4 separate regions of the Homo sapiens genome follow, and regions 1, 2 and 3 are each linked to region 4. A link is a loop called in an ENCODE intact Hi-C map of the cell type or tissue named here. Cell type or tissue: dorsolateral prefrontal cortex. All regions are shown on one strand. Each heading gives the region's core, and the rest is flanking DNA. Links, peaks and the distances in the headings are about the cores only. Region 1 overlaps EIPR1 (EARP complex and GARP complex interacting protein 1). Region 2 overlaps MYT1L (myelin transcription factor 1 like). Region 3 overlaps LINC01250 (long intergenic non-protein coding RNA 1250). Region 4 overlaps EIPR1 (EARP complex and GARP complex interacting protein 1).

Region 1 (7,997 bases), core at 1,292-6,291, 100 kb after region 4:
GAATTCCCAACCAGAGATAGGGAAGGGAAGTTTCCATAGGTGTCATCGGCATTCTCAAATGGGCACTAGAGGTGCCACAGTTAGGTTGTATTTGGCTGCAGGACACAGGGAATGACTTAAACAATGAGGAATCTTTATTATCTGCTATAACAAGAAGCTTGGAAATAAAGTGATTCAGTGTCTCCACAGCATGAAGGCCTCAGCTGCTTTGCATCTTTCCACTCTGCCATATCCACATGTGACTGCTTTCTGCCTTCATGACTGCAAGGCAGCTGCAGCAGTTCCAGCCATCACATGCAGACTCCCACGGTTCCAGTGCAGAGAAAGCAGATTTCTCTGCATCTCTGTTTGTAAGGAAGGCCTTTGTTAGAGGTGCCTCTGTCCAGTTGTCAGACATAATGGCAAGTCATGTCTAAACTAGTCATTGGCGAGAACAGTTTCCTCCTGCTCAGCTCAGAGCAGTGTCAGTCCCTGAGGATGGGATGGGAACGGGCTCAGGGTGGGATGGTCATGGCCGTTTTGTAAGCCAGCCCCTCCCGCTTGCCGTGCAGCCCAGGGTGCACAACCTGGGACACGCCTGCACCAGGTGCTTCATACGTCCTGCGCCCTAGACACCACAGCCTTGCTGTTTCTTCACCCTGCTGTTCTCTGTCCAAGGTGAGAGGGTGGTGCGTGCTTCCCTCTGCTGGTCCTCCATTTTCCTTGGTATTGGTCAGCGTGCATGTAGTAGGGTCTGCTGTGAGTGCGGCCTGCAAGTAGTAGGGTCTGCTGGGAGCACAGTCCTACATGTAGTAGGGTCTGCTGTGAGCACGGCCTACACGTAGTAGGGTCTGCTGGGAGTGCGCCTGCATGTAGTAGGGTCTGCTGTGAGCGCAGTGCTGTGTTCTCTGTAGTTTTCCTGTCCTCCAAATCAAGCCACCCTTGTCAGCTCTGTGGCTCTTGATGGCAGGAAATACAGCTTTTTGTCTCTCAAAATCTTCCGCTGAGACTCTTCTTAGATATGCTCCACATGAACTGCTAAAGACGATGCCAGGCACGTCATTTTGCTCGTTAGGAGGTGTATTCTTTTGTTCACATTCTGGCATTAGTAACATCTCCCTTGAAAGTTTTGTGGGCGCCTTTAATCATTCCTTTTGGACCAGGAAGCACTGAATATTCTTCTTTAATGTCGAAAAACAGATTACTGCATGCATTGCACCCTGTGGAGTTCTTGCTGAGTGCTGTCTCCATGTCCCCAGGAAACCAAAAATTGTGATTGATTAACCTTACAACTTACACTGCACCGTCTGCCCTGAGTAGACCCTCAGAAATTGATGGTGAAATATCTTTCAGGCTTTTATTAAAATTTACCTTCCAGGCTTCTCTGCACCTGTGAGTGTGAAGTTTTCAGGGCCTGGGAGTACAGGCGTTAGCATGACCAATGGAGTGGAGTCAGGTGACAGATCCTGTTTCTGCCTCCAGCTGGCTGTGGCCACAGGCAGCTCACCCACTCTCCCTGGGTTCTAGTTTTCCCAGCTGTGCAGTAAGGGGGGCCACAGCCCGCCTCTGAGCTGCTGAGATCCATCAGGGTCTCCCCTTATCTGGGGGCATCTCCCTTTCACCTCTGGTCAGTGCCTCGTGTTAGTCTGTCTGTTGCTGGAACAGATGACCTCAAAGTGCTCAGCACGGCCCACGTGTGTGACCTCAGCTTTTGTGTGGATAACCTGGAATCCAAGCACACCTCAGCTAGGTCCTCTGCTTGAAGCCTCCCTCGCATGAGGCTGTGGTCTCAGGGTCAGTGGGGCTGGGCTTGCTGCTGGTCGGATGTGGCTCCTTCTGGGCTGCTGGACTGAGGGCCTGGATTCCTCCAGCTGTTGGCCAGAGGCCGCCCTCAGCTCCTGGCCGTGTGGCCCCACAGTGTGGAGCTTGCCTCATCCCAGCCAGCAAGATGAAGCCCAGATCTCTTCTCATCTAATCCGCTGAGGGACCCCGCCCTGCGGTGCTGGTCAGAGGCCAGCCGCTCTGGGGCAGGGACTCCATAGGCCACCAAGTCCGAGGGCCATCCCAGACGCTGCCGACCATGGGCCTCTTCTGCCTCCGGCTTCCCTGGTTTTCAGCCTCCTCATGTCACAGCTTCACCTCTGCCAGCTCTGCTTTTTTTATCTACCCTCCAGCTGGAGGAGGCGCCCCGACTGCGGGCTCTCCTGTCCGACTCAGTGCTGTGCTGTCCCGGCCTCCTGGCCTGGTCTGTTTTGTCGCTGACTACCGGCACGTGGTTCCCCTTCAATCAGGTTTATTTACGTTACCTATCTCTCTGCCTTGGTGAGGCTTTTGTTTTTGCCAGGAATGGCTCACTCCTGTGTTTCACTGATGTAGGTTCTGTTCAGTCTGTAACGCCCATCGCAGTTCCTAAGCCTCATGAAAGCTTTCCCTAGTTACTCTAACCTGGATGAGTTCTACTTTATTTGAAATCCCTCTCAACGTACGTTATTATCATTCACCCTGGCTCTGTCACTTGTTAGCTTTTAAAACATTGTACAAGTATTTACTTGTTCCAAGCCTCAGTTTTCTCATCTGTCAAATGGTGATATTCACATCTACATCATGTGACTTGTGATAATTTCACTAGGAAATGAGCATAAATGCTCCGCACAGGGCCTGGCATTGAGTAACTGATAACGAGTTGTATTTGTTGAGTGATTTCTTTTCATTGCACACATTTACCTCGGCAGCCAGACACCGAGTGTGAGAACAAAAACCACATCTGCTGTCATGGCACTCGGCACGGCTGAGGAGCTTGCTCAATAAATACTTGTTGATCAGCTGCAAGGCTAATTGGTAGTTGGTTGATGGCTTAATTAATTAACTTACTCTTTCAAAAATCTAGACGAGTCCTTAAGCTGAAGGTTAGGATGTGTTTTATCCCGTGGGTTTTGGACGCAAGCGGTGCTCCATTTTGCTGACTGAACTTCTGCAAGGAGCACTTACGGAGTTAGAAGTTGAAGTGCAAGAGCTTGGGATGGCAGAATAGCTCTGTTGGGGGCTCAGCTTGCATTGCTCGGCTCAAGATTTCGGGCCTTCCCCTTCTGGAATGGCCCTGTGGTGTTTCGCACACACGAGTCATCAAGAACTTGTCCAGGCCACTCTGCCGAATTTGCATTACCTTCTAAAGGTGTGACCTTGTGTTTCTGTCTTCTAAAGAGTTTCATAATGAACCAATATAGTTAGTAGAAAGTTAACTGGAACACAGTATCGATTAGTTAGAAACAATATCCAGCCTTTTCATTATATCTGCTAGTTGGTCTTTTTTACTGTATTCATTGTCATCAATGGATAATCATTAACCTGATAAGTAGGTCTTCAGAAAGCTGAAATAGTACCTGTAAAAAATTTCACTTGACTTTTTTCTGTTTACCTAAAGGGAATACTACAAAGGTATTTCTTCATTCATATTGTCCATGTGGAAGTTAAGACATTGAACCTAGGCCGGGTGCGGTGGCTCACGCCTGTAATCCCAGCACTTTGGGAGGCCGAGGCGGACGGATCACAAGGTCAGAAGATCGAGACCATCCTGGCTAACATGGTGAAACCCCGTCTCTACTAAAAATACAAAAAATTAGCCGGGCGTGGTGGCGGGCGCCTGTAGTCCCAGCTACTCGGGAGGCTGAGGCAGGAGAATGGCGTGAACCCCGGGAATTGGAGCTTGCAGTGAGCCGAGATCGCGCCACTGCACTCCAGCCTGGGTGGCAGAGTGAGACTCCGTCTCAAAAAATAAATAAATAATAAAAAATAAAATAAAATAAAAAGACATTGAACCTAACTAACTGTAAGTTGCCAAAGTTAAAGCCAAAAATTAGCTCACCCTGTGTTTCTGAAATAATGTGTACACTCGAATCATTGCTAGTTTTTGACGTAATGTTGCTACCAATTCTTCTCTTTAGGAAACTGTATTCCATCATTGCTGTTGGCAATGTTTATTTTGACCTACTCCCCAACTGGCTTTTACTAAAGGTTTTCTTGTGGCTTAGCGTTTAGGGTCGTGAATTTTCCAGCTCTGTTTTCTTCCTCGGTAGCTTTGCAAGGGGGACCCTCTCCTTGGCTCCTGTGTGTCACCCTGCACACTATATGGTTCCTTGGAGCTTGCTGTGGGAGCCACGCTCTCCCTCCCTGCAGTGCCTGTGCCCCCGCTCTGTGTCTGGGTCCATGCTGAGTGTATCTGGGAGCCCGCCTCCCGCACCAGCTGGAAAAGCTGCACCCTTGCCGCAAACGTAATGAGAAGGAAGAGATGCTGTAAAATCTGATGGAGTGAAATAGGAAGGTGGGAGGCGCCTCTGATTTTATGCGCAGAGCACTCCCCTCTTTTGTTAACATCCCCCCTCCGCCATGGTTGATTGTTCCTGGCGAGTGCCTGGCCCGGCTGTGCCAGTCTACCTCCTTCTCCAGGAATTTGGGGTGAGGTCTAAGGGTTGGCTCATCTTTGGGTGCCTGATCAGGGGGATGTCAGGCCCTGGTGTTCCCGGCGCTTTTGCCTCCTGCCCTGTGCACATACGGGAGCCAGGCCGGAGTGAGAGAAAGAGAAACGGAGCAGGTGTGGAGAGAGGGGCCCAGCTCAGGGTGGGAGCACGTGCCTGGGGCTCGGCAGCCCCAAAGCCCAATGTGGTTCCTACCTCTTGGTCCCGAGACACCCCAGGCTCCTCAGGTTCAATTTCCCTTTGCTAGCGCTAGTTTGAGTCCAGCGTCCGAGCTGCTGCACATGCTGCCGTCACCATGCGGAGTGCCCAGGCCCTGCCACCTCCCTGCCCATAGCCCAGACCTGCCCAGCCTTTCTGGTTCGGTCACTCTGTCCTGCTGACAGCTGGCCTGGACCCTGGCTGTCCTCACCAAGTTCAGTGCTTGGTTCCAGCCCTGCCCCCACTGTTCTGCCTGGTGCTGTGTCGGCTGCCTTGGTGAGCCTACCAGACTCACCGCGGATGCCTTGGCCTGGTGTTCATGACTCAAGCTTAATCCTGCCGTGCTCACACGTGCTTGTGCGTTCTGGTGTCTGCCCCTGCCCCCCTCCCTGCCCCGCCCCTGTGTCCACCTTTCAGTTCTGGACAGGCTTCCCGAGGCCCCACACGTGGCGGCTGCTCCCACCTCCTCCTCTGTGTGCTCCTGGCGTTTTCCTGCTTGGTCCGTGTGTGGGATGCATGCCTGCCAACTGTCCCCACACAGCAGGAATGCAATTAACATTTCCTGCACGGAGCAGAAATAGCCCTTCAGCTTACTGTGGAGAGAGGATCAGTAAGTCACCCTTGGCACATACGACAGTAGAGCGGATAGTTTACCAGGGATATCGTAAAACAAAAGCCCCGCGCTTTTCCTAAGGAGACATCCTTTGACTTCCTGAAAGTCACTTGGTTGTGGGGATGAAAGTGGTGGGCCAGGCTGGGCAGGGACCTGGGCACAGGGGAGCTGGGCCGGGGGCACACAGGAGGCTCTCCATAAACAAAAGAAGGAGCCCATCGGCAGCCATCCGCTTGGGGCTGGGAGGGAGCGGACAGGTCCACTCCTCGGCAACACCCAGCCTGCTGGTGCCCCTGTCCAAGCGATTCCTAGAGAGCTCCTCTGACTATCACCATGGCTATTCTTCTCCCAGCTCTTAGTGAGGCCCCAGGTGCCACCTCAGCCCTAACCCCCTTGTCTGTACCCAGATGTGGACACATACTCTCCCCATGCATGCCCAGATGCAGACACACCCGTCACCTCTACCTAGATGTGGACACACCCCCCAATGCGTGCCCAGATGTGGACACCCCCCCATGTGTGCCCAGATGCAGACACACCCCCCATGCCTGCCCAGATGCAGACACACCCATGTCACCTCTGCCCAGATGCAGACACACCCCGTCACCTCTGCCCAGATGTGGACACCCCCCCATGCGTGCCCAGATGCAGACACACCCCTGTCACCTCTGCCCAGATGTGGACACACCCCTCCCCATGCGTGCCCAGATGCAGACACACCCATGTCACCTCTGCCCAGATGTGGACACAGCCCTGTTACCTCTGTCCAGATGTGGACACGCCCCCCATAGCTGCTCAGATGCAGACACAACCTCCTCGCTTCTGCCCAGATATGGAGTCATGGGTACCCTGTCCCCCCAGTGGGTCTCTTGTGTCCCCACCTTCTCTTGACCTCTTCTCACCACCACAAGGTGTTGCAGGAAGTCAGGGACTGCGAACAGAGGGACCTGCTGAAGCCGTGACAGAAGAACATAAATTGTGAAGATTTCATGGACATTTATCACTTCCCCAATCAATGCTCTTATAATTTCCTATGCCTGTCTTTACTTTAATCTCTTAATCCCGTCATCTTCGTAAGCTGAGGATGTATGTTGCCTCAGGACCCTGTGATGATTGCATTAACTGCACACATTGTTCGTAAAGCATGTGTGTTTGAACAATATGAAATCTGGGCACCTTAAGAACAGGATAACAGCAATTTTCAGGGAACAAGGGACAATCGTAAAGTCTGGCTGCCTGGGAGCCGGGTGGAACAGAGCCATATTTCTCTTATTACCAAAACGGATAAGATAAATATCGCTGAATTCTTTCCCCAGTAAGGAATATTAATAATTAACAGCCCGGGAAAAGAATGCATTCCCGGGGCGGGGGGGGGGCCCTCTAAAATGGCCACTCTGGGGGTGTCTGCCATATGCAGTTGCAGATGAGGGATGAAACACACCCTGGCCTCCTGCAGTGCCCCCAGGCTTGCTAGGATTAGGAAATTCCAGCCTGGCGAATTCTAGTCAGATGGGTTCTCTGCTCTTGAACCCTGTTAAGATGTTTATCAATGACAATGCAAGCACAGTGGGACATGGAAGTTCATTAGTGGTTGTAGTTTCGCCCTGACCTTGTGATCTCACCCTGACCTTCTGCCTTGTGATCTTCTGTTGCCCTTGGAGCATGTGATCTCTGTGACCCACACCCTATTCGTACACTCCCTCCCCTTTGAAAATTGCTAATAAAAACTTGCTGGTTTTACGGCTCACGGGGCATCATGGAACCTGCTGACATGTGATGTCTCCCCCAGACACCCAGCTTTAAAATTTCTCTCTTTTGTACTCTTTCCCTTTATTTCTCAGACCGACCGACACAGGGAAAATAGAAAAGAACCTACGTTGAATTATCGGGGGTGGGTTCCCCCGATAACAAGGCTCTGCAAGGATGGTGGCTTTCAGTTTCCAAAAATGTTTCCTAAGCATCAGAGCAGGCTTTCGGAGTGGGAGGTGAAGATGTGGCTCTTCCTGGGCCCGAGGCCTCTTCTCCCTGACTGAGCGCAGTGTCTGCGTCTCTCACTGATGACCGCCTTTCTCGGCTTCTGACCAGGACTGTTTTGAGTTCTCAGTCTCTCGCACAGCCCATTTGCATAGGACTGGGGGGACACCAGGTCTTGTAGCTCACGCCTCCCAGTGGCCACCTCTGAAATTGGGAGGCCTCTTGCTGGGAGACACCAGGAGCATCTGCAGCCAGTGCGCTCTTTCCAGAAAGCCCTTTACCTGTGGCTTAGACGGTGCCCTATTTCTCACTGGGAACTGCCCGTCTTTCTGTTCTGAGTGGTGGTTTCCAGGCAGAGCCCCTGCCTGTCTATGCAGTGGGCACTCACTCTGTGGGGACCTCTGGGACTTGTTCACCCCGAGCCTGGGTACCCAACCTGCCCTGGCCAGCAAAGCCCCTCGGTAAATCTTGTGAGATGCTGAATAAACTCCAGCACCAGCTCGGTCATTGGGCCTCTCACGGCCTGTCTAGCAGCTCGTTTGGACCTGCCCTCAGCCTGGCCAGGCCCGCCTCACCAGCCACCTGCCTCAGGCTCCTCTCAGAGGGCTCTGAAGAGCACAGCTGGTTTGAAAGTTAACGGAATTAGTGGTGGGAACTGTGTCCCTCAGGAGGACTTGGGGGCAGGTGTGACAGAGGACCCTGGGGCAGACCTGGATGCTTCCTGCCTTTAACAGTCATCCTGTGCATTGAAATTCAACCCC
Region 2 (7,997 bases), core at 2,038-7,037, 1.4 Mb after region 4:
CCTCTCATCCGGCGCGCTGTCCCCAACGCTGGGGCAGCATGCGTGCGTCCTCCAGGGTATCAGGGCACCAGGGCCAGGGGGCAGGGCGGCTGGATGGGACGTGGTGCAGGTGAGAGGCTGACCCAGTGCTAATATAGGCACTGGAGCCGCAAGCCACGGTGTAAATCCCCTGGCCAATATTCCTGCTGTCAGCGGGTGATACCATCTGCATGTCATCCAGATAAACTTAGGTGTGTTCTGGTTACTACAGTTATTGGGCATCATACAACTAATAATGCTTCTTCACTCGCCCAGTTGCTATTTTGCCAGCCATAACTTCACAGTTCTTGCACACTCTCAGCCACAAGGCCCTACAACCAGAACTTTGGTGTTTCATTTGCATGATGACCCTTGCACGTTCTGAGCAACCTGGGGCCTAGCCCATTCCAAAATCTCATCTGCGTCATGAAAAAGAAATTTTTAAAAAATTATGATAAGGGTACTTTTAAAATTATTTCCCATGTATTTTTTGTTATTTTCTAGTGTAATTTAAAAAGAAAAGTGCTGGGAACCAAAAGAAAGAAAGGTGTTTTTTGTTTACAGGTTACATATATCAGAAAGCAAGCATTCCACCTAAATGCCACAAATATAGGCAAGTCTACTTCACACTTTGAAATGTGTAGGTTTTCCTAATACTGGAATATCCTAGACATCATTTTGTAAAAAACCCTCACCTGACTTTCAGGAAACCAAGCCGAATGGGAGACCCTCTAAGAATCTCAGGGACAAAGCCTCCCGGGAGACCCAGAGTGGCTGAAGCTTAGTGACAAGAGCACCCTCCCCCAGGCTGTCAGGGTGTGTGTGCAGCACTCTTGCAGTATCTGGTACTTCCAAGTAGCAGGCATGCCGCCGCACCCTTTCCTAATGAGAGGCTTTGGGAAAGGGAATTCGGAGAGGGCACCGGGCAGGGAGGCTGAGGTGCCTATGGGGGAGGCAGCAGAGACTCCACCCGGGAGAAGGTAGCAAAAGGTGGCTTGGAAAATATCAACGCCCCATGCGGGATCTTGCACTGCTGTATTAGCGTGGGAGAAAGTGCAAAATACGCATACTTCACATGGAATTCCAAAAGAAGACAAAATCACTGAATGTCTTACAAACTGCAGAGTGATTTACAAGAATTGCCTTTCCGTGAATTTTAGGAAATCTCTTTAAGAAATTGGCCAGAAGTGATACAGGATAGTTGTTTCCCAGCATCCCTGGGGGGTTGGTTCCAGGACCCCTGAGGATACCAAATCCAAGGGGGCTCCTGTCCCTGCTACCAGCTGCACACATCCTCTCATGCATTTTAACTTTCTCTGGATTACATACAATTCTTAATACAAAGTAAAGGCTATTGATGGAGTTGTTATAGCGTATTTTTAAAATTTGTATTATTTTTATTGTTTTTTATCATTTTTCTCTGAATATTTTTGATCTTTCATTGGTTGAATCTGAGGATGTGGAGCAGTCGGATGCAGAGGATCAGCTCTGAACTGCTTACTCCTAAGTAGCCTGGTCTCTTTCTGTTTGGAAAGAAAGTTGCAGCAGTGCAGACTAAAAATGGGTATCGAGCCTTTTTCTCCTATTTGAAATGTCTTTATTTTGCCTTTCTCTACATTTCTTTATTGTTTCCCATTTATATGACAACAAGAATCAAAATTAAAAAATATATTTAGGCTGTGTGTGGTGGCTTACGCCCATAATCCCAGCACTTTGGGAGGCCAAGGCGGGCAGATTACTTGAGGTCAGGAGTTTGAGACCAGCCTGGCCCACATGGCGAAACCCCTGTCTCTACAAAAATACAAAAGATTAGCTGGGTATGGTGGTGCATGCCCGTAATCCCAGCTGCTGGGAAGGCTGAGACAGGAGAATCACTTGAACCTGGGAGGAGGAGGTTGCAGTGAGCCGAGATTGCACCACTGTACTCCAGCCTGGGCAACAGAGTGAGACTCTGTCTCAAATTAAAAAAAAAAAAATAGTAATATGTATTTTAAAAAATTTTTTTTACCATGTCTCTGGTGCTTCGGAGCAATACATATTTTTAGAACCAGATCTGTTTAGGTGAAAAACAAGTTTTAAAATTGAAATTTCCATGTAAGTGGGGCAAAGGCTTATTCACGTGGCCAGAATCATTCTGATTTACAAATATGTTTTTCTCCTATAGGTAAGGCCTGATTATACATTTTTGTTATTTTGTTTTAATTCGGGGGATAAAGAAAAAAATCTATTTTTTCATATTTTGTGTTTTACTACTTAAGTCTCCATGATAGAGCTACCATGAAACAAAGGAATGAAAAAAGACACATGAAAGGGGCTTTCTGAGAAATTCTTAGAAGAACTCAAAGTCTCTCCATCTGACATTTGCATTATTACTCCAAATATTCAATGTTGTTCTGTACATTTTAGCTGCTGAGCTCAAAATCCGGGGAGCCTTTGAGGAATGACTCAATTAGATGAGGGCAGCCTCAGAGATCATTAATCCAGACAGAGCTGAAACATTCTGGGAGTCCTTTTAGCCTTCATTTAGAAGACTTTTAAAAAAAATAAATAAGTAGTTAACTCAATCAAGATGAGAGATTGTGCGTCTCTTCCAGGTAGTTCTCCCTTTAGACTGATTTGGAGATAGATGATGGTGGACCCACTGGGTCTTGGCCCGCAGTCATGCTCCTGTAAGATGCTGAGTCACGCTGGGAGGACTCCCAGGCCCTGATGACTGGCTGGGTCTTGCCTCGTGTTCATGCTCCTGTGAAACACTGAGTCAGGCTGGGAGGACTCCCAGGCCCTGCCTCCCAGGCCTGTGGCCTCTGAGCCTCCGCGTGCACTTGCTCTGCAGGTGATGGTGGGAGGTTGTCCTCACTGACTCTGGGTGTTCAACACGTGTGTCTAACAAAAGCATGTGGCAGCTTGTCCTGACCCCTGGACAATGAATGTCTGTGCTGTGGGCTCTTTCCTGGCCTCTGTCTCCAGGAGTCTCTGCCTTGTTTTCTAACAGCATTGATGTAAAGTGGGTTTAGGCAGTAAAATGTGCTGTACTGTGAGCATCCATTTAACTAGAGGCAGCCCTATCCTGAAGAGCATGTCGTGCTTTCAATGCCTTGCTTAGTAGAACTGCAAGCATTTATTTAATTTCCATACTATTTCCTTTTGAAAGAGAGAGGATGGGATGATAGACCCTAGAGGGAGCACTTTCAAGACATTCGTATGAATAACTGGCTACAATACAGCCTCAGTCGGTAGACACAGCTGTTTCATGTACACCACCCTGCTTCAGGTTATGGTTTTGTAAATGGGAGGGAATCCGCACAGCAATGGGTTTATGTCCTGGGAAGGACACATCAGAGGGCATCTGAAAAGCCAGTTGGTGAGCGTCCCAGCTGCGTGATGTGCACCAATGGAAAACAATATGATTTTTTTATGATGATGTATTCTAATGCCTAGATTTCGAGCTCTTCTTTTATGTTAGCCGACACATCTTATGACCTCCATGGACGTGTGGTCAATGCCGCTTCTTACACAGGCTCACAGAGATTGTTTCTTTGGTGGTGAATAGTAAAGACAAGGCCAGGAGCACAAAGGGGACAAGGGGTCAAGTCCAAGGGTTCCTCAGATGCCTCAGATCTGCAAAAGCAACAGGAACAGATGTTTCTACCTGACAAGGGCTCTTGCCTTAAAGTCAGAGTTCCAAATGCTTCTGAGCGTCCCTGTCTTTTACTTTTTGTTTTCTTGTTGTTGCTTGGGTGGTTTTGTTTTGTTTTGTTTTGTTTTTTTAGAATTCGCCTGAATTCTGCACGTTGGCTGTAATGTAAATACTGCTTAAAATATTTTATTATGATTTTTCCATCACCACTCGTAAATGTCTATACAAGACACATTTTTTCAACCAGATAGTAATATGTACAACCAAAAGTTATTTTCTCTTAATATGTACAACCAAAAGTTATTTTTTCTTCAATTCTTCTTCCTTTTTTTTTATTTTTTATTTCTCTTAAATTCTTAATCTCAGGCAAACCCATGACCAGAGATGAAGCAAGATCAGGACTATTTTTGTCTTGAAAATATCCGTGGGGCAGCTCGTGTGGGTTTCAAGATTATTTGTTCATCATCTTCTTTCTCCAGTTGTTTTTAGCAATAGTATCTTTGGAATAGAAAAGAAAATATATACATATGTATATATAACCAAGCGTTTTATTTAATGCAAGTTTACACCTTAACCATCTACAGGAACTTAAAATAGCCTTGCTGTTATTGTTCGTGGTAACTGTCAGGAAAGCAGGCGGGGCGCTAGGTGAGTGGTGCTCTTTCCAACCCCACTCTGCTCCCCAGCAGCCTGAGTGCTGCAGCGCTGAGAGCCGCAGCCTCCCTGAAAGGGAGCTGAGAGGCCGTTTCCATGGAAACCCAGTCAATCTCTTCTGCCATTTCCAAACCCAAGCTGTGCAGCACAGGCTGCCATCTGATTCTATCCACGGGGGATGCTGATTGTCCCACCTGGGCTTCCTTCGTGGAAAAGGCAATGCTCCTAGATGGGCAGATACAAATCGCGTGTTTGTAAATCGATTTCACGCCACGCCCGTGGTCGAGGATCCTGGAGCTGACTCCGTTTGAGAGGCGAAGATCCCTTTTGTTAGATGAACAGTCACTTCCCCATCCATCGACTTCAGAACATTGTATTTTTTTAATGTTGAGATTTCTTAAAGCTAGGAAATTTGTATGTAAATCTATGAGTTTTTAAAGAGCCTTAAATTCTTGAACAGTAACATAAAAATGGATACCAAGAGCGGTTGGAAGGAGGAACCCTTGAAAAGCCATTCTGGGCTGCCTTATGTGGTCTAGAAGCACCACCTAAAGACGGAAAAGCTGAATTACCACCCCCGAAAACCGGGGGCTGGTTATCTCAGGGAGACACAGCCAGTGTTTCCAGCATGTCTCTGCTCTGGGCGCTAGTGAGGACGTTGAGGGCAGCCTGAACTGTGGCGTTCACAGGAACCTATGCAGGCGGGTGGAGAGGCGTCTCAAGAGAAGGAGACGACGTCAGGCCCAGGAGGACTGTGAGCCTTCTCGGGCCAAACAGCTTCCCCACATTCATTCACGCGGCTAGCAAGTGGCACGCCTGGGATGAACGCCCCACCCGCCCAACTCGAAATCCTGGAAATGAGAACAATCCTTTTAAGAGAGAAAAGCCTCCTTCCAATGATTTTTTTCTTCCTCAGTACAGTGAAAGCTCTAAAAATGAGCTAAATCAATATAGTTTTGTTTGTTTTCATGATGAAAAAGGACATTTTAAAAACTTTTTTTACTGAAACCTAATTTGATTTTAAAATTAAGGGCATAGCACTCATCTAACCCCATTGGTGTAGACTTCAGCAGCACACTTGCTATTTTCCGTTAATCTCATAACACAGATACATTTGAGCTTGCAGTCTGCACCTGAGTAGTGCTTATTTAGCGGACTTGGGTAGAGCCCTCCATATGTATCATTAATCTCTTTACATAATCACATTTAATGATGGCCCAGTAATCTCAAAAAAAGCCCTACTTTAAAGACTAATCAATAAACAAAACAAAACTCACAGTGTTCCCCCGCCACCCTCCAAGTTAGCAGTTGTGAGTTGTATTTATACTGAGACCTAATGTTTTCAAAGTAGTTCAGGTTCTCCAACAGCCCCATCCCACCCGAGAAATGCAGCAAGAGTCATCAATTATTTTATTCTACCCTCCCAAATTTTATTAATCCAGTGTTCTTTGGATTTTTAAGATATAAATTGGGAAAGTGCTATTAATAAGCTTTTTAAAAAGGCATATTCTCCTATAACAAGAAGGACACATAAACCAAGCAATAAAAGTATTTGACAGGACATTAAGTTGCCACAGGTGCTGGTTAAAACACCTATTTTCTTATCAAACAATGGATTATACTTTCATAAATGACATTTAAACACATAAAAACTACCACAAAAACTTTTATAGGTAGTAAAAATATGATTTTCACTGAATTATTTGGCTATAATATCTCACTTTAAATTTGAGCAGAAGAGTCAACTTCCTTCTGCCCCAACAAAAAAGAACATCTCAAAAATGTTTAGCCATATTAAAATGAATAAATTTTAAATAAACATGCACTATGTACTTGAATTAGAAAGTTTAAGAATCTTTTTCTTTTCTTAAGCAAAAAGTAATACCAAGTATGTATTGGTGGCTGGTAGGAAAAATTTGTTTCTTGATACATTTTTAATACAGATACATGCACCACGATTAGCTTCTCTTGGATAGAATGATTTTTGTTGCTTTCAAATGTCTTCCTATGTAAGCATATGGGTTTGGAGTTTACCCACATAAGGTGTCATTTGAAAAACCAGCTAGTTAAGTTCAGTCATTTATTTTTTAGACAATAATTACTTAGCAACTGACTGAATAGTCTTACGATCAAACTTTAAGTATATGTGAACAGCTGTTACTTGAACAAAAATCAGGTCTAACAATTGGATTTGGAGTTGTTGCTCATGATATGCAGACGCTGTTTGAAATACCTCATCACTGTTCTGCCCCAAACTCCTCTTTTAAAATCCCCAGTTCCCCTTAGGCTGAAGAGCAGTGATGGGAGCACACAGAAGAACCCTTTACTGCTTCTTCACTCAGTGACCCTCTCATTCTCCCCGGGAGCAGGTCATAAATTAGACTTTTCCTCTAATATGATGTGGAAAACATCCACTTCTATACCCTGAGATCTAGAGTTCTGTTCCCTTTCTTAGGACTAAAGGAGAGTACTGAAAACCATTTACACATCCAAGTATCAAAATGTGACATTCATACACTTAAAATTCGGCCAATGTCATGTGTTCCCACTCTAATCCCTGCCATTCTCCTCTGATCTTGAGAAAGCCCACCTGTAAGCAAGCACTTTGCCGTCCTGGTCTCAGCCCCCAGTACCCTATCCATAGTGACTTTCTGAGTGGAAAGCAAATTGAAATCTCTAGGAGCAGTAGACATGTATTAAAATATTTTTAAATTGTGATTCTTGATCTTGACAAGAATTCGGGTACTCACTGAGGTGGGAAGGGGCATGGAGTATGCTTTGATGCTTCCTACTAGGTGTAATATTGCTCACTAAGTTGCTTTCTCCTTGTCATTTTTGGAGAATTACAAATGTAATGGAAATAAAGGGAATTTTTTCTTAATTTTTACATTCATGGTGGGCGCAAATGCAACTGAAATAGCTCAAAGTGAAAATGTGTTTGCGGTGTGATCTCATTATTCTTGAGACAGCATAGTTAAGAAGTTGATCTCATTATTCTTGAGACAGCATAGTTAAGAAGTTATATGGAGGGCAATATAATTATAAAGCTCTTTTTCTTAAAAAAAGTCTCTGATTAGAGAAATAGCAAGACCTTAATTAAGAAACGGGATGGGGTTGCCTCGGTAGGCTTCAGCAGATGAGTGTATGTCCCCATGAACTGTTCAGAGCCTCTCCACTGACTGACCTGGTGGATCTGAACTGATTTATGTTCTTCATGTCGCTCAAGAGTAACAACTATTTTAAGGTCTATCAAACCTGCCTGAGTGCACAGTGGTCATCGGAAAGACAGTCGGCCTGCATTCCCATGGTCCAGATGCGGGTCGATACCCTCACTGCTCCCTGGGACCACCCAGGCTGGCCGCAGCCCTGGCCAGTCTGTGGAAGGGGTGCCTTTGCAGTGCTGGGGTCTGAGTTCAGACTAAAACCATTCTCTCAGACCCCAGGGCATGTCTGTTCATGTGTGAGCCTTGCTTCCCACGTGGGCTGGTGCAGTAACAAGCCCTGTGGTTGCTGGCTCTGCTGAGCTTTAAGAATGAGGGGAGGAAAGGCGGGCTGTTAGGAGGGAATACAGGTTCTAGAATGAGCAGCCTAGGGACCAAAAGTGCGGCATCTGCTCCAGAGACTGTGGGGAGCGGAGCAGCCACGAAGCTCCCGGTGCTCTGGAAGGTGTGTGTGTGGTCATGGTGAC
Region 3 (7,997 bases), core at 1,956-6,955, 300 kb after region 4:
CTTAGCAGAAGAAATTATTCCAGTTAATTTCTGAGCCATGAAACTCTTGACTATACTCAAATTTCCTGGAGAATGTGGGGTATGTGTGTATGTGTACACATGTGTATGTGTGTGTTTATACATGGTCTTCACAGCGAATCAAACATGCTATGAACGCTCATGTATCTTTCCAATGTAAAGTGATTCACCTTCCGTTTCTGATCAAGACAGTCACGTCTTTGGCTGGCCTCTCCTTATGCTGCACACAGGCATTTTAAATCACTTCACCGGATCCAGCACAGCATGACAGGAGCCAGAAGTCACTGTTGAGTTATATATCAAGTGACATAAATCATTCCGACCTCTTTTTACTTCCTATGGGGAAGAGACTCATATGACCAGAACTGACCTGCCATTTAGGGTTCTCAAGAGAATGGCCGTGAAGTGAGTGGGGCAAGGAGCCTGTCATTTTCTTTCTTGGCAGGTTTGCACTCCACACGTTCACATGCACATGAGCCAGGTGCCCGCCTTTGTCCTCCACCTTGGCCGTCGCTGACCCAGGTAGGAATCCAGGTGTGTCTAGTCCTAGGAATGCCACCAGTTGGGTAATCACATTCTCCAAGTTTCCGACCTGCTTAGGGTCCTCTACTAGGGTCAGTAGGGGAACACTCAAAGATAATGGTTATGGCATCTCTCCCTCAAGGAACTTAGCAGGAGTTGGAGGCAGGACATATATACTTTTTCTTTGAACTATAAAAGTAACACGGGAGAATTCAAGTTGAAGGTGATGGAGAGAAGCTAAATCTTGAATGATTGTCACAATACCACGGAAAATACAAGTAGAAAACAGCAAACACATTCACTGGCAGCTACCAGACATTCAGCCTTCCTCATACATTTGAAGCTGGGAGGCTCAGTAAAGGAGCAGAGTCTGGCACAGCTCTTGATGGCTCCCACTGTGCCTGCCCCCTCCCACCCTGAAGTAGAGCAAGGAAAGAGGACTAAATAAAATAATCAGAATTTCACCACATCCTTAATTTGGAGGGAAGCCAACTGTGCGGGTGAGTTGGCAGTTTGTTCTAGGACTAATACGAATATTGGGGCAGAACCACAGAAAAATTAAAGAGGCAACAGTGGATAAGTTTCACACATCCTCACACTGAGAAAGCATTTTGAATCCTAAGCAGAATGAATAAATGAATAAAGACAAATGTAGCTAAGAATGCTACAGTAGGCCAGGCGCGGTGGCTCATGCCTGTAATCCCAGCACTTTAGGAGGCCGAGGTGGGCGGATCACGAGGTCAGAAGATCGAGAGCATCCTGGCTAACATGGTGAAACCCCGTCTCTACTAAAAATACAAAAAAATTAGCCGGGCGTGGTGGCGGGCGCCTATAGTCCCAGCTACTTGGGAGGCTGAGGCAGGAGAATGGCATGAACCTGGGAGGCAGAACTTGCAGTGAGCTGAGATTGCGCCACTGCACTCCAGCCTGGGTGACAGAGCGAGACTCCGTCTAAAAAAAAAAAAAAAAAAAAGAATGCTACAGTAACAATATTAAGGACAAACAGAATCATGAAAGCTGAGAGACAGAGAGAGAGAGAGAGCGAATCCCAGATAACCTACGAAGAAAGAACAACAATTAAAGCGACTTTCCCATTACCAACCACAGGACAGCTGAAGGTGGAAGACAATGGAGTGTCTTCAGTGGGTTAAGAACAGGCTTGCAATGCTGTACCACGCTGACTTTCATTCAAAGTTGAGGGCAATATGAAAAGCATTTTCAGACACACTAAATGTGCTTGCTCATAAAAAAGAACAACTAAAGGATAGCTCCAGTAAGAAGAAAAGCACACCTAGAGGGGAAGAAGTGGCAGAAAGAAGAAATGACAATTAAATAGGTGAGAAAAGAAAAGTTTTATGTGAGGAATGCAAGTCTTTTTCATTACCAGCCCCAGAGAGACATTAAAAGGAGACAGCAACCAGTCCCCACTTCTCCTTCCCTTGAGCTGTGCACCCGTCTCTCAAAGCGGCCTGCTTTTGCTACAGGTTGCTATGAATTAACCTAATAATGCTGTGCTGGACGTTATAACCCATATCCTGTCGACTAACAATGTGTAGCCAATCACTACTTAGTACTGTTCCTGTAAGCCAGTAAGATTCCTGACCAACAACTTTGCATCAGCCCACTCTCTGTTCCCCTTTTCCTTTAAAAGTCCACTCGGAACTGTGGCTAATCTGAGCGTAGATTCAGGCAACTTGAGTCCATGCTCTTGGGTGCGGTCCTCAAGCTTGCCCTGTATCAATCCTTTACTGACATTCATGTTGCCTCCCCTTCTTCCTATTGGATAAACATGAGTAAAATCATATTGCTGTGAAAGTGTTATAGGTATTTTTTCATAATTTTAAAGCAAGACGGATTGAAAATACACATTAGACAACAGTAATGTGAAATTTGGGAGAGGGGTTTTGTAGGAAAATTATGGATTCGTAAGTTTTTGTTTGGCGACAGTGTATGAAAATCGACTAACTTTATATTTTGTTAGCAAATACAAAAAATATGGAAGTTGGAAAAAATAAAAGTAATCACTAAAATAATAGAAAGGAATATAATACTTTTAGGGAAGTGGAGGAAAAATAGGGATTGAAAAGACGATGACTTACCTAATAGAAGGCAGAAAAAAGAAGTACAGTAGAAAAATTAAAGATAATACATGGAGAACACAGAATAAGGTGGTAGAAATTTATCAGTAATCATGGTAAGTGAAAACAGATAAAATTCACTTCTTAAGAGACAAGAGACTTGATATTGAAAAAATCCTGCCATATGCAATTTGTAAGGCATGCTTAAAGCACAGTTACACTTAAAGGTTGAGGATAAAATCTTAGGAAAATGCATACAGAAAAATATCATCTGAAACAAAATTAATGTAGCTATGTTATGGAATAAAGTATATTTTTAGGAAAAGTTATGCATATAATAGATGATAAGAGCAATAATCTGTCAGTAACACACTGCAATTACAACCTTGTGTGAACCTAACTTTGCAATCTTGCAAACTGTATGACATAATTCAACACAATTACAAGTAGAAGTTGAAAAATCAGTAATCAGAGTGGGAGTGATTACTAAGGCTCACTGATAGAAGAGGGTGACAAAAAGTAGAGCTGTAGATTATTAAATAATACAACTAATCTTGATTGTATACACACATGTGCAAATAACAAATAATGCATATATTCATTAATAAATAGAAGATTTAAAAAACTATTCATAAGTGGGCCACAAAGGAATTCTCAATAAATTCAAGAAATTTATATAATAAAGATCATCATTGCTGACAATGGCACAATACAATTAGAGATAAAAGGTGAAATACCATTTTGTCCCCCAAATCACACATTTGAAAATCAAGCTTATAATTATTAAAAATCATAATGGTCATGATATGATTCCATTTGCTTGTGTGTGCACACGTGTACATGAGTGCATGTGCATAAGAACATGGGAAGGTGGTATGTGATGGATAATTAGCAACATAGAAGATGGTCATTTAAAAGTGGTGACATTCAAGTATTTTTAAAAATATTCTTCACTATGCTTTTATTTAGTCATTGTTTTTCCATGGAACATGGTTTATATCTATTGTAGATATCGATATATATTGACATATATCTAGTATTTATATTATATTAATTTAAATTTATATCTATTATAAACAAATAGAATTTTTATTGTGAAAATAATTCAAAATAATTTATTTTTAAAAATACAATTGAATAAAAAGTGAAATTCTTTGTATTGAACAATAACAAATGCACTAGGCATCTAAATAGCAAAGGAAAGTTCTTAGTTTTAAGTACAAATATTCAAAAAATTATTAATAGACTTCAATTAAAGAAAATAAACAATCGAATTAATTTCAAATAAAGCACAAAGGAGAACATAACAAATATAAAAGCAAGAGGAATACAATAGAAAATAACACATCACTAGAGATGGCTTAAAAATTAGTTTTTCCAAAAATAAAAATAAAAATGTTGATTTAAATAAAAAGAGAAAATGCAGGCTAAGTGGTATTAGAAACACACGAACATACACAAGATCGAACTATAAATTAGATGGAAGTAAACAAGAAAGACAGAATACAGGCATTCCTCACTTTGTGTGGCTCCCATAGGCAGGAATTCGTTAATGTGGTTGGTTAAATAGTATCTGTTCCCACAGGCACACAATAAATGCCTGTGAACCTTCACAGGATATGGTGGACAGTGGCTTTTATTTGCCTACTTGTCTGAGGCAAGGACATTTTAATTCATATTTGGGCTCCTCTATCCTGTTGTGAAATTTTGGAGGGTGTAGGGAGAACTGCCGGGTGACCTGAGAGAGTTTGCCCGTACAGTTGTCACTCTAGTTTGTGTGTTCATGTTTGGATACTGGATCAGAGTAAAGCTCGCATTGATCACAGTCTCTTCCTTTCTCCATCATCCCTGTTGGTAAATCACATTGTTCACACGCCCTCCCTCCATTGTCTTTTGAGCCTGAATTAGTGAGCATGGCTAACATCTGAAGAGGTCACGCAGTGAGCAGGGGGGAATCGAAAACCAGAACAAACCCATCTCCATGTATCCTGGCAGGCAAGCTTGTGCATCCTCAAGACTGCCCTCCCGAGAGAGAACTCGCCCATGAATCTTAAAGGATTTCCGTCTACTATTGATTTGTGGCCTGTCAGCATCCAACCGGTTAATTTAATTTGATGCAAAAGCATGCGGAACTGAGAGCGAACCCAGTATGTCTGGGCAGGGAGATGGGGCAGAACGTGGTCAGTAGCTAAGAAAACCTCACCACCTACTGGCAGGGAGAAGAGTGGAGGAAGCTCACAGCGTCCTTCTGGTTCTGTGGGAAGTCATGTTCACTTAGAAGGTTTCGAGGCAGGAAAAACTGTTTTCTTAGTCTAAAATGATGACTTGAGTTATTAATTATGTTATTAATATGTAGAAAAATCTGAATTAAAAAATCTGAGACCATATTCAGGCAAAATGTTGGTCACAAATTTCTGACAGTTTATTCTCCAAATATACTTAGCCTTTTGTTTTTCTAAGTGGGTTTTTGCCCCACTGCTTTTTCTTCCTCCTGCATCTCCCAAAGTTCTCGGCTGGAGCAGAGGGGCTGTTCTAATACTCCAGACTCTGTTGAGTCCAAACTCCAGAGGAAATTTACACATTTACATCAGCAGGTAGGTGAATGTACAGCGTCTTTGGTTCTTCTCTGATTTAGACCATTTATTCTTCAGTTACTTCACAGAGATTTGTTTGTTTGTTTCAAAAACATCAATAGTAACAAAAACTCAGTTTGACTGAAAGTTGCACCATCCCCTAGCATTGCTGTCGCTCTCTTCTTTCAAACTAGGGATGGCTCTCATGACGTCAGTCCCCAAATCAGGTTGGGCTTTCATAAAGAACCTTGTGTTCTTTGAAGGAAAAAACTCTCCTGACAAAAAAATGGTATCAAATTCCCGTTTAAGGACATGGCAATACGTTTGTGCTAATAGCAATGTTATGTGCAGACAAAGCCATGGCTCATAAACATAACAGCTTGATCCTCCAAACTGTGGATTGAGAGATGGCTTTTTTTATACGGGTACTCCCTCTCCGACGGTGGCTGGTTTAGGAACTGGCAGTGTCACCTTTGACCACTGAAGTTTGAGGGCAGAGATGCTGGCGTACTTCTGGGAGATCTTTGGTGCTCTTAAAACATTTCTATTCTTAAGCTCTTTTGTGCTGTTTGAATTTTTACAGCCTGAAATATACAACTTAATATATATAGATGTCATATAATTTATTCAGCATTCAGATTGTTTTTAGCATTTTATTTTTATTTTTTTCTCATGAACAATTTCACATTTGATCTCTCCATATAGATATATATACACACACACTGTGCATACACAGACATCCACACATATCTATACATAGATGTGTACGTGTCTGTCTGCATACACATGTTGGGGCTTTGAAAAAGATCTCACTAGCCAGGTGTGGTGGCAGGTGCCTGTAATCCCAGCTACTCAGGAGGCTGAGGCAGGAGAATCGCTTGAACCCAGGCAGTGGAGGTTGCAGTGAGCTGAGATCGCACCACTTCTGTATTCCAGCCTGGATGAAAGAGCGAGACTCTGTTAAAAAAAAAGAAAAAGGAAAAAAAAAGAAAAAATGTCACTAGGTGAATGGGCAGGTCAAACGCTGTGTGCAATGTTGAGATGAATGGGTGTTGCCAGGTCAGTCTCCAAGGCCGTCCTCTGATCAGCACATCTGGTTGTGTTCATTTGCCTGCACCCGTGTCAGTCCTGGAATGAGTAAAGATTTTAAAGACATGGGTTCATCTGATGATAAGCATGCCTCTTTCTTTTCGGATTCCTCGAGCAGTCGGGTGTCTTTTCATGGGAACATATCTATCAGTTGCATTTCCTCTGTCCTGAATTGTCTATTCATAGATTGTGTCCATTTTTCTTGGGTTGAATTCCATTCTTTTTTTTTTTTTTCGAGGCAGGGTCTCGCTCTGTCACCCAGGCTGGAATGCAGTGGCGCGATCTGGGCTCACTGCAAGCTCTGCCTCCCGGGTTCACACCATTCTCCTGCCTCAGCCTCCTGAGTAGCTGGGACTACAGGCCCCTGCCACCACACCCAGCTAATTTTTTTGTATTTTTTTAGTAGAGACAGGGTTTCACCGTGTTAGCCAGGATGGTCTCAATCTCCTGACCTCATGATCCACCTGCCTTGGCCTCCCAAAGTGCTGGGATTACAGGTGTGAGCCACTGTGCTCTGCCGAATTCCACTCTTAATGCTTGTTTTTTTTCCTATTTTATAGTCATGTCTTAGAATAAATGCCTGTATAAAAGAAAAAAATTACCATTCAAGAAGAAAATTAATTCTTAGCAAAAATTTTGAATTTTCTTCCATTGCGTACTGAAGGCCTACATTTCATCCATTTGAGATTCAAAACAAGTTTCTATTTAATAAAATATTATTATAAAATGCTAAACTATTAATTAAAATATTAATTTTACTGTATTATATTTTATCTCTGGGAAATAAATGAGCATTGGAAGGAGTGGAGAATACTTTTAAGATAATTGTTTTAGGTAATAGTATTTTAATTGTAAATACAATTACAGATTTTCTTTGCAGTGAACAATTTTATATCATGAAAACTTCATTTTGGTTTTCTAGTGTGACATACCATTCATGCCCATAATTAGATTTCTCAAAACTGACACTTCTTTCTGAATCTTCATGCTTTTTAAGGGAATACCTGCTCAGCGACAATCCGAATTAATCAGTTGTGACTGACTTAAACGAAGCCTAATTGCCTTATTGCGGGCGCTTATTTGTCTAACAAACCTGAATGAGGCCAGTGGCCCGCAGCCCTGCACGGGATGTTTTACATTGTGTCGCTGGGGCTGCTGTGATTGGTCACTTGGAGCCTGGACACCCAGCTGTTCGTGGGTCATTGGTTGGTTTTTCTTATTTGGGGAGAAAATAAATGAGAGTGTTCTTCTTGGCAGATGATGATATTCCCAAATTTCCTTCTCAATATGCAGAATGAAATGGATTGTGAAATGGAATCCACTGGGAATTGAATTCTTTTTGTCATTCTTTTCTTCAAGAATGCACCTTGCACTCTGATAGAAAATTGTTCATTAATCCCCACAGAATGACCAATTTTCCAATGCAGTCACTCAAGGGTACTAGAGCTATAAAAAATTTCCAAAGACCTTGGCTGCCATTAATTGCTTGCTGTGGCTTTCATCAGGCTGTGCATCCCCACAAAGGACTCCGAGTCCCTGCTCATCACCATCTCCAGGTTGTTTGCTTTATTATTATTATTATCTCCAGTTTGTTTGCTTTATTATTATTATTATTATCTCCAGGTTGTTTGCTTTATTATTATTATTATTATTTTACCAAATTGTGAACAATATCTTCTGAGCACTGTGAGGCTGAGACAGAATTTTCAGGGCATAA
Region 4 (7,997 bases), core at 1,821-6,820:
TTCTCTTCATCCCTGCCTCACTTCTTTTCCCAGCCTCTGGTAACGGGCAGTCTACTCTCTCCCTCCAGGAGAAGTGCGTTTTAGCTGGCACATGAGCGAGAGTGGGGATGCCGTCTTTCCGTGCCCGGGCTGCTCCTGAGGCTGTGCGCAGGTAGTGGGCAGGGCGGGGCTCTTGTTTCCTGGCTGCCTGGTGCTGCTCCTGCAGAAGTGGGGCTGCTGGTTCTATTGCACAGAGACAGTCTCCATAGGCCTGCTTTCTGGGGCCCCAGCATGGTAGGGCTCCTGCATGAACACTGTGCCACTGAGGAAGGGAGGCACCCACCCCAATGCCCTCTACCTCTGGCTTGGGGCCGGGAGACATTAGGGCAGGAGCCGCTGGGTCCGGGGAGACACTGGCAGGAGCTGCTGGGTGAGGGCTGGGAGGGGCTGTCTGGAGTTTTTGACACATATTGGAATTTGGGCTGGGCACAGTGGCTCACACCTGTAATCCCAGCACTTTGGGAGGCTGAGGTAGGCGGATCATTTGAGGTCAGGAGTTTGAGACCAGCCTGTCCAACATGGTAGAACCCCATCTCTACTAAAATACAAAAATTAGCAGGGTGTGGTGGCAGGCGCCTGTAATCCCATCTACTCAGGAGGCTGAGACAGGAGAATCACTTGAACCCAGGAGGGGGAGGTTGCAGTGAGCCCGGATCACGCCACTCCAGCCTGGGCAATAGAGCAAGACTCCCTCCAAAAAAATAAATAAATTAAAAAAAAAATAAAAAGATTGGAGTTTGAAACCGTATATTTATGTACATCCTAAATAGCAAATATAGGAAAAGGAGTTCTCTTTTTTGACTCTATAACTATACAGTACAGTTGACTTTGAACAACATGGGTTTGGACTGGGGGGGTCCACTTACGCATGGATTTTCTTCTGCCTCTGCTGCCCCTGAGGCAGCAAGACCAACACCTCCTCTTCCTCCTCCTCAGTCTGCTCAGTGTGAAGACGACAGGATGAAGAGCTTTATGATGATCCCACTTCCACTTAATGAATAGTCAATATATTTTCTCTTCCTTATGATCTTCCTAAAAATGTTTTCTTTTCTCTAGCTACTTAATTATAACAATATAGTCTGTAATACATTTGTCATACAAAATATGTTAATCTACTATTTATGTTAGTACAGCTTCTGGGCAACAGTGGGCTATTAGTAGTTAAGTTTTTGGGGAGCCAAAAGTTACACACAGATTTTTCAGTTGTGTTGGGGTTTGGTGCCCCTAAACTGTGTGTTGTTTATGGCCCAACCGTAATTTCATAAAGAAAACCAAACTTCTTATGACAAAAAGTAATATATGATATCACCAAAAACGAGTGACCAGGGAATAAGTTAAAGAATCTTAGATAATGAATTCTGCATAAAACACTAACCTGGGAAACAGAAGGGGGGAAAAGAGAACAAATCCAACCAAATATCCATAGAAACCCAGAATGTGGGAAAGGTGTGTACAGCGCTGTTCAGAGGAGCCAAGGGAAGGGGCGGGGCGGGACCCAGGCCACCGCTAGCATGACGAAATGATGACTTCGGGCCTCTGTCCCTCAGGCTGAATGCGTCTGCGCTGGGTGCCCATGCAGCTCACCCCAGTTTCGTTTTTGTGTCTGTCAATAAGTTCAGCACAGTATTGTTTGTAAAAGGCGTGGCTTTACATTGTAGTGGGCTCAGACCCAAGTGACTGCCTCGGAACTCAGTAGAAAGGGGGGAAGCAGCGATTTGAAATTTTCAGGTCATAGAATTGGCGTGATGATGGTAATATGTAACAAGGAGTCATCTTGTAGGAAAATACAGAATAAATAGGAAAGAAAGGAGAACAGAGCCTATGAACCGCCTGGGAGGAGGTGAGAATTTATCAGAAATGGATATGACAGACACTTAGAAGACTGTCTGGATATAGACATAAATGAAAGGGGTGAGTTGAAACTGTCAGATCACTTTCAGCCTGGCTGTGGGAGAGATTGTGGCGGTGTCGTCAATGGTGAGGGCCTTTCTGGAGGGCGGGCAGGTCCCCCTTTGTCTGTCTTTCCCCGTCTCCTGCACCTGCTCCTCCCCAGGGTTGTCAGGTCTGTGAAGGTGGCCCCAGTCCGTTACTCAATGGGGGCACAGGACAGGAGTGGAGGGCTGAACTGGACGGCAGTGGAGGGTTGAACTGGATGGGAGTGGAGGGTTGAACTGGACAGGAGTGGAGGGCTGAACTGACGGGAGTGGAGGGTTGAACTGGACGGGATTGGAGGGCTGAACAGGACGGGAGTGGAAGGTTGAACTAGATGGGATTGGAGGGTTGAACTGGACGGGAGTGGAGGGCTGAACTGATGGGACTGGAGGGCTGAACGGGATGGAAGTGGAGGGCTGAACTGGACGGGAGTGGAGGGTTGAACTGGACGGGACTGGAGGGCTGAACTGGACGGGAGTGGAGGGCTGAACTGTACGGGAGTGGAAGGTTGAACTGGACGGGATTGGAGGGCTGAACAGGACGGGAGTGGAAGGTTGAACTGGATGGGATTGGAGGGTTGAACTGGACGGGAGTGGAGGGCTGAACTGATGGGACTGGAGGGCTGAACTGGACGGGAGTGGAGGGCTGAACTGGTTGGGAGTGGAGGGTTGAACTGGACGGGAGTGGAGGGTTGAACTGGACGGGAGTGGAGGGTTGAACTGGACAGGAGTGGAGGGTTGAACTGGACGGGAGTGGAGGGTTGAACTGGACGGGAGTGGAGAGTTGAACTGGACGGGATTGGAGGGCTGAACTGGACGGGACTGGAGGGTTGAACTGGACGGGATTGGAGGGTTGAACTGGACGGGAATGGAGGGCTGAACTGGATGGCAGTGGAGGGCTGAACTGGACGGGACTGGAGGGCTGAACTGGACGGGAGTGGAGGGCTGAATTGGACGGGACTGGATGGCTGAACTGGACGGGACTGGAGGGCTGAACTGGACAGGAGTGGAGGGCTGAATTGGACGGGACTGAAGGGCTGAATTGGACGGGAGTGGAGGGTTGAACAGGACGGGAGTGGAGGGCTGAACTGGACGGGACTGGAGGGCTGAACTGGACGGGAGTGGAGGGCTGAATTGGACGGGAGTGGAAGGTTGAACTGGACGGGATTGGAGGGCTGAACAGGACGGGAGTGGAAGGTTGAACTGGATGGGATTGGAGGGTTGAACTGGACGGGAGTGGAGGGCTGAACTGATGGGACTGGAGGGCTGAACTGGACGGGAGTGGAGGGCTGAATTGGACGGGACTGAAGGGCTGAATTGGACGGGAGTGGAGGGTTGAACAGGACGGGAGTGGAGGGCTGAACTGCAGGTGTCAGGATCACATAGTCTTGGTTGCTGGATGTGGAGCAGAACCATGTCTTCTGATGAGGTTGCCTGGGTGATTCTGAGAAACGCTGGGAACCCTGGACACTTTGTTCCTCAGCCCTGGCCATCTCAACTCCGATCTCGCCAGACCACCTCCCCGCGCACAGCACGCTGTTCCCTGGATCTCTGCAGCCTTGCGTGGCGCTCCGTGGGGTCTTGGGAAGATCATCTCTGTGGCTTCACCGCTGCCTGTCCGCGTGCCTGGGCGTTTCCAGCCCTTCAGATGGATCCTTTCTGTGTGAACTTGGTGACCGTGTCTGTCTTCCTACATCAGAGTCAGCAAATCACACAGTGGGGATTTTGTAACAGGAAATCTTTTCAAACCATGCAACAAGTACTGTAAATCGGAGATTTGAGTGATAGGGTTTTATGAGAATCTTCATTATTCAACCCAAATTATATGACTGTATAAGATTTTTAACAGTCTTCCTTTGACAGCGATTGACTCTTTGGGGTTATACTCTGTCTGTTATGGCTGGTCAGCCTGCTGTGATTCCCGGTCCTCCCAGCACCCGATGGATCCCGCCGTCTGCCAGCAGAGGGCGAAGCTTCCCGGGCGCAGAGGCCGCACCGTATCACGTGTCGTCTATTGTGTTCACGGTGCCGGGAAACACTCAGAAGTCAGGTTGCCGGCGTCTGGCGGGTTTGTGGCTGCTCCTTATCTTTGGAGTAGTCTTCCTGTGCTTGGGGAAATTTCCTAGGTTATTAGTCGCATTTCCCAATATGAAAATAAGAAATCTATTTTCCAGTTTCGCTGTGACCCGACTCTGCTGGCCTGAGCATTTGGGTGAGACTGATTCAGACGTGGCAGCGTGAGGGGACAGTGGGGGCTGCCACTGCTGCTGTGAGTGGCGGTCGAGGTGGCAGCAGTGCCGGTGACTTCCAGGTGGTGGTCGGTCCCTGGCACGCAGCAGCCTAAGGCAGCAGCAGAGCTGTGGGGTGGCTTCCTTTGTGCTGGATGGGGGCCGCAGAGACTCCCCTGCTGGGCCATGGCCCTGGTGAGGCTCCGAGCTTGGCCCCCAGAGGCTCCCCTTAGCCTGGCCCTCGGCATGGCTGGTGAGAGTGAGCTGCCTGGCACCCCTCCCCTTCCACCCAGCCCCTCACGTTGATCTCCTTTTCTGCTTAATCAGCCGGAGCCAGCTTTTGTGAATTGCAACTAAAAGTGCAGCAAATACACGTGACGTTGGGCTGTGTAAGTCCCCAGGCTGGGGATGGTTACATAGGTGGACACAAGGGCACTGGCTGTCACCACAACTGAGTGCAGCTGTGAGCCAGCGCCACTGTCACTTTTCAGCGGTCTTCATATTTAATCTCCACAACTCTTGAGTCACAATTTCAGTTTTACAGATGAAAAAAACGGAGTCAGATTTCGTGTCCCTGCTGTGGCTGCCCAGGCCCTCCCTCCTGCTGACCTTGGCCCTGGAGCTTCTGCCCTTTTCCTCTGTTCTGTTCTCAGTATTGATCCCTCTCTGCTGCATGCCAGACGCCCTGCTGGAGCGCCCCGAGCTCAGCCATGCAGACACGGCTGGCCTGGCCTTTGGGAGCCTGTCGTCTGATGGGAAGACAGACACAAAGCAAGCAGTTCACCCAGAGTGACAGTGACAAGGTGGCGGGGGTTCCAGGATGCAGGGAGGGCTGTGGATCCGCAGCGGGCCTGGGCTTCTGGCAATGGCCACTGCAATGGGGCACAACCTCTGGTTCCGCGACGTCACGTCACTGCCATCGCTGTCTTCATCCGGCCTGTCGCCATCCACCAACTGCACTCAGGATCAGCTTGCTAAAGCCCAGCAGCAGAAGGAGAAGCAGCCAACAGAAAAGAACTGGGAGGCAAAGAAAGGAGAGTGTGGTGCTGGGAGGATGAGACAGCATGAGAAAGCCAAGGACCTGGATTTCAGAAGAGGGATTGTCTTCTAATTGCTTGAAACCGCAGTTTGCCACTCACCACACGTTTTATTTAAATTTAAATTTTAATTAATTGTTAACATTTAAATTTTTTGTAGAGACAGGGTCTTGCTGTGCTGCCCAGGCTTCACCAGAACCACAGAATATCAGGCGGTGACTCTGATCCTGTGATTCATTAGACATTGGCCCAGAGGCACCCTCGTTAAACTCAAAGCTGATTGAGTTTAGGAAATCAGGGGTTTTCTTTTTGCTGTATGCCGGAAAGTTTTCAGGTGGCTGGATCTGGAACCCCAAGTCGCTGAGGGAGTATTCTATACACAGGTTTCTTGAATTCAGTTCCACTCTGGAGATTTTCCCACTGCTGGCGTGGCCTCAGGAGCCCTGTAAAAGAGTCCTGTGAGCTTCTGCTTTATCGCATCTGGCAGTCTCTCCGCCTTCAGAGCCCTCATGGTGGTCCTGTCAAATCCTAACTGATGCGCTGCTCCGCCTTCTGGCCTCCTGACCCTTGTTTTAGAAGTGAGAAGCCCAGATGTGAGTTCTAAATTTGTTTTTATTCCCACGTGTTCCTGATAGAAACACCTACCACATCTAACACCTAAGACATTTTAAATGGTGGGTTTGAGTATCCACAGGTATCAAAGATGACTAACCATCCCTTGCCACTTGTCACTTTATTTTTATCCTACTGTGTTATTTTATCACCTTGAGACTGTATTTAATCAGTCTCTGAAATGAAAATAAGAGGTTTGAGGTGTCAAACAAATATTATAAGACCAGAAACACTTTTCTCGTTTGGTTTTGTTTTTAACACAGTTCAGGTATGTTTGGCCACCATTGTGGGTACCTGAGTAAGAACTAATTACTCAATAATGAGCCTGGCCCACTTGGAAGAAGAAAGAGCATTGTCTGACTTAGTGACCTGGCCTGGGAGACTCCTCAGTGTTCAGATGGCTGTCCCCTGGCAGGCACAGGGAGTGAAGGCCAGTTCTCCTTGGAGCATTCTCTAACTTAGTGACCTGGCCTGGGAGACTCCTCAGTGTTCAGATGGCTGTCCCCTGGCAGGCACAGGGAGTGAAGGCCAGTTCTCCTTGGAGTCCCCGGGACCTGCCTCCATGCTTGTTGTTGTGAAGGGGTCAGAAAGAAGATGTGTGTTTGTTGCCGTCTACTGCATCTCACTTGGAACTGAGTCACTCATCCCGGAAGCTGCATCTGAAAAGCAAGGCTCATTGCGGAATCTCATGCAGACACAGAGGAACTTGCGTGCCCGTGATGCTGACCTCTGCTTGTCCAAAGAAACTGTCATTTCCCAAAACATTTTTGGAACTTTTCTTTCAGAAATGCTCTAAAAGTCAGCTTCAGTGCCATCTGAGAAAATCTCTCTGCTGTGTTTTTGTAGGATACTTTTTGGCTCCTGATAATTTAGCCCTATGAATCATCTTTTTCATTCATCAGGCTGGCCTCTGAGATTTTTGACTATTTTGAGAACTGTACCCTGAAAAACAAGATTTCTCCTAATGAAGAACACACAGAAGCCTGTGCTGTTGGAATTGGCACTGTCCGGAGTTCACAGGTTCACTCGCTCACTCGCTGTTTATAACCCATGACATATATACTCTCTTGTAGAAAACATGCCTGGGCGACAGCTGGTTTACAAACGCTTTTGGACCATTAGGTATTTGTATGATTGGGACATCGGGACTTCCCAGCATCATCCAGAAATAAGTGCATTGTGTGTACCTTCTTGTTTTTGTTTTTGGTTGATTCTTTTTTTTTTTCATGGAAATGGTATTGGCAAGAAGGCTGTTTGATAGGGTATTAGCGCGAAAGCCCATTTGACCCTGAAGTACAGCCTTGAGAAACGGACACATTGGAGAGGCTGTGAGGCAAGGATGTGGCCGTGGACATGCAGGTGGCATTGAGGCGAGACTGCTGGGAGCCCAGTCCAGGCTTTTTAGGGAGCAATGATGAAGGCACTGTAAGAGCAGAGGAGGGGTGCTTGCATCCTGAAGCTGAGGCACTGACGAGAAGGAGAGGGGGCGGGCCTGTGTAAAGGCATTTAGATAGACCTGTGCTGGAAAGACCAGAAGCCAGCCATTCATATGTAATCACTGTCTAGGTACAAAGGAGAGTACATGTGTTACAGGGGAAACTGTCGTTTTAATGGACCAAATAGAATTTTGGAGTTTTGACATCTTAAAACTAGTTTTCCATAATATAGGACATTCATTTTGCAATTGTGAAAACTGGGAGGTTAAAAGTCTTGTTTGGGATTTCACAGGGTTGAATTATATGAAATTGCTGAAATTTGACCCTTTTTGACCTATAAGAATGGCAGTTTCATATGGTTCAAACTATTGATTTAGTGATCCAGCCACAGCTGTCTGCACTGGAGTTTGCGCTTTGCCAGGCCAGGCTGCATACCTCACTGGGGAATCTTAGGGTCCCTGTCAAGAGGCACCTTGGAGACCAAATAGTGTGACTCTTGCGTCATAAATTTGCTGAGTCTGGGCTCTGAGCACTTGAGTGACTGGCCCAGGATCACTCGACTGTGAGTGGTGGTGCCGAGACTGGGAACGAGATCCTTTTCACTCACTGCCTAGAGAACCAAGCTTTCTACAGACTGTCAAGAGAGGGAATGCAGCTTGGTGAATGACATCTTAGGGACGTATAAGATTGCATGTAAACTGCCAGGTTGTCTGT

The links. Peaks named below come from ENCODE experiments on the same cell type or tissue, not always from the same donor. Only the 100,000 strongest peaks of a DNase experiment are listed, where the experiment ranks them.
Region 1: it touches region 4 in a loop (3-fold over the local background); 19 of 110 quality-filtered maps call a loop at or near these places.
Region 2: a loop joins it to region 4, with 8 times the contacts of the local background. A loop is called at or near these places in 16 of 110 quality-filtered maps.
Region 3: a loop joins it to region 4, with 9 times the contacts of the local background. A loop is called at or near these places in 45 of 110 quality-filtered maps.

What each region holds. Positions count from the first base shown.
Region 1 is chr2:3,197,703-3,205,699 of GRCh38, reverse strand. The region is part of intron 5 of EIPR1 (EARP complex and GARP complex interacting protein 1); the gene reads left to right. Among named protein-coding and RNA genes, the nearest start is that of LINC01250, 76 kb to the right of the region's middle. RefSeq lists enhancers at 4,725-5,281, 6,566-7,104, 7,268-7,562. In dorsolateral prefrontal cortex, for the core only: no CTCF peak of the experiment used is centred there; no DNase peak of the experiment used is centred there; H3K27ac peaks cover 617 bases.
Region 2 is chr2:1,851,860-1,859,856 of GRCh38, reverse strand. The region is part of intron 18 of MYT1L (myelin transcription factor 1 like); the gene reads left to right. Among named protein-coding and RNA genes, the nearest start is that of PXDN, 110 kb to the right of the region's middle. In dorsolateral prefrontal cortex, for the core only: CTCF peaks have their summits at 3,200, 4,654 and 4,856; DNase peaks (open chromatin) are centred at 4,486 and 4,886; H3K4me3 peaks cover 1,227 bases; H3K27ac peaks cover 2,798 bases.
Region 3 is chr2:2,998,595-3,006,591 of GRCh38, reverse strand. The region is part of intron 3 of LINC01250 (long intergenic non-protein coding RNA 1250); the gene reads left to right. Among named protein-coding and RNA genes, the nearest start is that of LINC01250, 120 kb to the left of the region's middle. In dorsolateral prefrontal cortex, for the core only: CTCF peaks have their summits at 4,629 and 4,828 (motif pointing left); no DNase peak of the experiment used is centred there.
Region 4 is chr2:3,299,724-3,307,720 of GRCh38, reverse strand. All of the region lies in intron 3 of EIPR1 (EARP complex and GARP complex interacting protein 1), which reads left to right. Among named protein-coding and RNA genes, the nearest start is that of EIPR1, 74 kb to the left of the region's middle. RefSeq lists a silencer at 891-1,061. In dorsolateral prefrontal cortex, for the core only: CTCF peaks have their summits at 3,725 and 3,925 (motif pointing right); DNase peaks (open chromatin) are centred at 3,960 and 4,264; H3K4me3 peaks cover 729 bases; H3K27ac peaks cover 512 bases.